Linked DNA regions of Mus musculus: region 2 is linked to region 1. Evidence: chromatin loops called from intact Hi-C (ENCODE). Cell type or tissue: heart. All regions are shown on one strand.

Region 1 (2,500 bases):
ATTATAGGATTTAAGAACAGGCTTCTAAGAGATAACAACCAAACATGACTAAATAAAATACAATAAGATGAAGCAAAAACTATTATCAATAGTCCCAGTAATGCAAAGATTTCGCTGTAGTAGTTCTGCTAATTTGTTAATCACAGCTGATTCTTCAGCCCCGGGTAACCAAAACCACAGAATCTTCGAAATCAAAACAGCAATTGCCCTAACAAGAGTCTTTAATCATCCCTCTGAAATTTCACAAACCAGGCCTCCATCTTCTGCATGGTTTTCAACATTATCTTCCGAGCTCCTACAGGAACTCCCACAGAGCTCTTAAGAACAAATGGATCTTCTAGCCCAAAGTTCCAAAGTCCTTCCACAGTCCTCCCCAAAACATGATCAGGTTGTCACAGGAATACCCAACTATGCTGCTACCGATTTGTCTTAGTCAGGGTTTCTATTCCTGCACAAAACATCATGACCAAGAAGCAAGTTAGGGAGGAAAGGGTTTATTCGGCTTACACTTCCACTTTGCTGTTCATCACCAAGGAAGTCAGGACTGGAACTCAAGCAGGTCAGGGAGCAGGAGCTGATGCAGAGGCCATGGAGGGATGTTCTTTACTGGCTTGCTTCCCCTGGCTTGCTCAGCTTGCTCTCTTATAGAACCCAGGACTACCAGCCCAGGAATAGCACTAACTACAATGGGCTGGGCCCTCGCCCTTGATCTGGATCTCATGGAGGCATTTCCTCAAGGGAGGATCCTTTCTCTGTGATAACTCCAGTTTGTGTCAAGTTGACACACAAAACCAGCCAGTACACTCTCTCAACATATTAGATCACTTCATAACACTGTAGAGTTCACAATGTTGAAGAAAAGGGGTCAGGAATGGCGTCTTTAGCCTGATAATAGCACTGTAAGACGAAGAAGATAAATGCAGGATAGATAACAAGCAAAAGGTGGAGGACTTGACCAGCAGCCAATAAATCTCAGTGTTCCTGCTAGGCAACCTTTCTCAGTTAAGTTGGCGCGCTGCGATGCCTCACTATGTCCAGCAGGTGGCAGTGCTACATAACATCTTAATGTTAAAATGGTTTTTCTATGCCTTTGAAGCCCCTTAAAGGGAAACTTGTTTGATTCTTTTGTATAGTTAAGAGGTGAATGTTGAAGTAAGCCTTATGCTTAGTTCTGGTCTCTAGACTGTCTACTTCAAGAGGTAGATAATGTACAGGGCCTGAAAATCATATAGGAAGACCAAGGCCATATAGTGGAATTGGGTTTCTGTCCATTTAACATGATGCTGTATATCAGCTTGCTGTATATTGCCTTTATTGTTTGGCTATGTGTCTAATAACCTTTATTTCTCCAAGACTTTTATCACCAAGGGGTGTTGGATTTTTTCGAAGGCTTTTTGCAACATCTAATTAGGTGATTATGTGTTTTGTTTCTTTCAGTTTATTCATACAGTGGATTGCATTGATGGATTTTCATGTTGAACCATCCCTCCATCACTAGGATGAATCCTACTTGATCATGATGGACGATCTTTTTAGTGTGTTCTTGGATTCAGTTTGGGAGTATTTTACTGAGTATTTTTGCATTCATGTTCTTGAGGGAAATTGGTCTGAAACTTTTTTTTTCTTTCTTTCTTGAGTCTTTGGTATTAAAGTGATTATGGCCTAATAAAATGCATTTGGCAATGTTCCTTCTATTTCTATTTTTTTTGGAATAATTTGAGGAGTATTTGTATTATCTCTTCTTTGAAAATCTGGTAGAATTCTGTGACAAAACCATCTGGCCCTTCGCCTTTTTTGGTTGAGACTTTTAATGTCTGCTTCTATTTTCTTAGGGATTGTAGGCCTATTGGGCTGTTTATCTGATCATGATCTATCAAGAAAATTATCTATTTCTTTTAGATTTTACAATTTGTGAAGTACAGGTTTTTGAAGTATGACCTAATGACTCTTTGGATTTCCTCGGTGTCTTTTTAGTTCTGACTTTGTTAATTTGAATATTCTTTCTTTGCCTTTTAGCTTGGTTAAGGGTTTGTTCTATTTGTTGATTTTTTTTCAAAGAACCAACTTTTTGTTTCCTTGATTTTTTTTGTATTGTTTTCTTTGCTTCTATCTTATCAATTTCAGCCCTGAGTTTCATTATTTCCTGCCATCAACTCCTCTTGAATGTGTTTGCTTCTTTTTGTTCTAGAGCTTTCAGACATGTTGTTAAGTCACTAATATAGGATCTTAGTAATTTCTTTATGAAGGCACTTAGTGCTATGAACTTTGCTCTTAGCACTACTTGCATTATGTCCCATAAGTTTCGGTAAGTTGTGCATGCATTTTCATTAAATTCTAGAAACTCTTTAACTCCTTTCTTAATTTCTTCCTTGACCCAGTGGTCACTGATTGGAGATTTGTTCAGTTTCCATGAGTATGTAGGTTTTCTGTTGTTCTGCTTGGTATTGAGGTACAACTTTAATCCATAGAGGTCTGATAAAATACATGGGGTTATGTCAAT
Region 2 (2,500 bases), 210 kb after region 1:
CAGAAAGGCTATGAAAACTATGAACAGAAAGATAAAAATTATAAGCAAAGACAGGCGAAGGAGTTATGCTGTTTTCCAAACATCAACCTTTTACAGAAATTGAAGCCCAATTTAATCATTTCCCAACCCAGAACAGTTAATTGATATGCAACAGGTACCCGTTTGAATCCGATCGCTCACTACCGTGGACTCTACTTACTTTGCTTTCTGCCATTTACAAGCTTCATTAAAGACACCCACAAAGAGGTAACCAGTTGAATGGAGTTAGGCTCAGATAAGGAAAAAAAACAACAACAACAAAACAAAACAAAACAAAACAACTCGTAATCTCTACCTACAAACTGACATCCCAGAATGTCAGGTGGGGAAGGTACCCTTTACAGTCTACCATTATATATACAAGTCTCAGGTTGTGAAACAACGCACTTTTTGGAGTTGTACAATTACAAACACTCAACTCGACCCACTCCAAGGGGAGGGGGGGAATCCACCTGCAATCCTCATTGGTCCACACCGTTCCGGCCCACATGGTGTCAGTGGGTGTTTCCCTCTACACCAGCCGTCTCACTGGCTGTGTGGAAACACTGTTTAATAGGCTGTGATTTGGGGGATTGTCAAACTCCACGCCTCCTTAAGCTTGCCAATGGGCCCTAGATACTGGCGGTTACTCTGCGATTCAAAGGGCAAACTGGTAGCCTGAGATGCACGCCCCAAAAGATGTGCTCGGAGAAGGGAGCAGTGAGCCCCGGGCTGTGCCAGCCCGCCCTCCTCCTAGTCCCAGACCCAAGATCAGTCGGGTTGTTTGCCCCACGGCCACCAATAACAGCGGGCAGTGCGTTCTCCCAGCCGCTACGGTGACCGAGGGAGCAGCTCCAGCTAGTGTCTGACCGACCCAGTAGGCGGATCGGACTAGACAGGCGCCACCGCGGGCCGCCACCTTGGACGCCCGACGCCTCTAGGGAGGACGCAGTCCAGAGCGGCACTCTGTCGCCCCCCTCGACCGCGGGCACCGGCGCTTCCCTGCCGGCAGGACTTACGCGGCCTGTTCTTCCTCCCGGAGTCCATCCTCCTCCGCAGCCGGCATTTCTTGGCCGGAGAATCATGCTGGGCGAACAGCGGCTGCGGCTGCAGCTCGGACGGGAGCTGGAAGCGTGGGGCCGGCGGGTCGCGGCTGCTGGCGGCCGACGGGTGGAAGCCGTTGTGCAGCAGCCCGTTCACGGCGGCCGCGGCGCCCTCGGGGGCCCCCGGGGACTGCAGGGCCGCGCGCTCGTGTTGCGCGCCGCGGTCGCCCATGCCCGGGACCGGCGGAGCGGTGCGCGGGCTCCGGCTCTGGCAGCCTCGCTGGAGGTCACGGTCGGCCGTTCCCCGATCTTCCGATCCACCCTGGGGCTTGCTCTCCCGCAGCCTCGGCGCCGCGGTCGGGAGCTGGTGGCCCCGGCGCTCCTCCCCTCCTCCCGTCGGCGTCCCCACGTCTTCGGCGAGCTGGGCCCCGCGCACCGGGCTTGCTGCTCTCGCCCGCAGCGTGTCGGCATCGCGCGCAGCTGCGGGAACCTCGGTGGACCCCGGCCGGGGAGCCCGCCTCCCCCTCATCCCAAGGCCGAGCCACTTCAAATGCGGCTTCCTCGCCTCCCAGACCTGTCCCCGCCACTGAGCATGCCCAGTCCTACCCGCCACCGCCACCGACGAGTTTCAACGTGCGGAATGAAGTTCTCGGGGTTTGCGAAGAGGAGATAGGCGGATGGGGCTTTGTGTGGCGGAGCGAGCCTAAAGGGTACTGGGTGAGGTAGGCACGAGACAGCCAGAAGCCTCGGGAGGAATGCCGGAGGAAGCCAGATATTTGCAGAGGTTTCAGGTTTGCTAATCCTATCCCCAGTGGGCTAGTACCTTCACAAGGTCACCCATGCTACATCCCCGCCCCACGAAAGTGTGTGAGCAGGCGCGCGTGCGTTAATGTGACCAAACTACTCCCAGGTCTGAAGGGAGGGAAGAGAACAATTATTTATAGAGAGGTAGGCAGCCTTGGAGAAGGAGGGGAGTGAAATTCCTTGGTTGGCACACTCACACAAACAGCATGTGTTCTCGAGTTGTCGTTTGCAGAGAGGAAACCTAGGAAGAGAGAGAAAGGACAGTGAAGGACAAAACTAGGCAGGAATAACCGGTGCTAGAAGAAACCAAGTAAACAGAACCGATCCCAAGCTATAAAAAGCGCATTCCTCACCCAGAAAAGACCGGCAGGGGACAATGCCCTGTTCTGTTATTTATGAAATAAAAAGTTGCCTTGGTTATGAGAAGGGGAACCAGCACCATGATAGCCCTCAGAGTTAGCCCCCAGTTCCCAGTTCCGATTCCCACTGACACTGAGCAAAAGACAAAGTCAGTACTTAACACACCTGTTATAGGCAGTGCCCAGCAAGCGGGACACATTTGGGTATTGGGGACTTCTTGAGGCCTTAGCTTTTGTGTCTGTCCAAAGGGGACTCTTGTGTGTCACAAAAGTACC

The links. A loop is a pair of places that touch in the nucleus more often than their neighbours do. Peaks named below come from ENCODE experiments on the same cell type or tissue, not always from the same donor. Only the 100,000 strongest peaks of a DNase experiment are listed, where the experiment ranks them.
Region 2: a loop joins it to region 1, with 3 times the contacts of the local background. A loop is called at or near these places in 3 of 42 quality-filtered maps.

The regions. Positions count from the first base shown.
Region 1 is chr19:34,665,316-34,667,815 of GRCm38, forward strand. No RefSeq gene overlaps it. Among named protein-coding and RNA genes, the nearest start is that of Ifit1, 26 kb to the left of the region's middle. In heart, a CTCF peak has its summit at 1,032 (motif pointing right); no DNase peak of the experiment used is centred here.
Region 2 is chr19:34,877,487-34,879,986 of GRCm38, forward strand. It overlaps Pank1 (pantothenate kinase 1), which reads right to left and starts at 1,969. Exons shown (of 7, transcript NM_001114339.2): 1 at 1,038-1,969. The coding sequence starts at 1,590. In heart, a CTCF peak has its summit at 1,000; DNase peaks (open chromatin) are centred at 605 and 1,815; H3K4me3 peaks cover 2,500 bases; H3K27ac peaks cover 2,397 bases.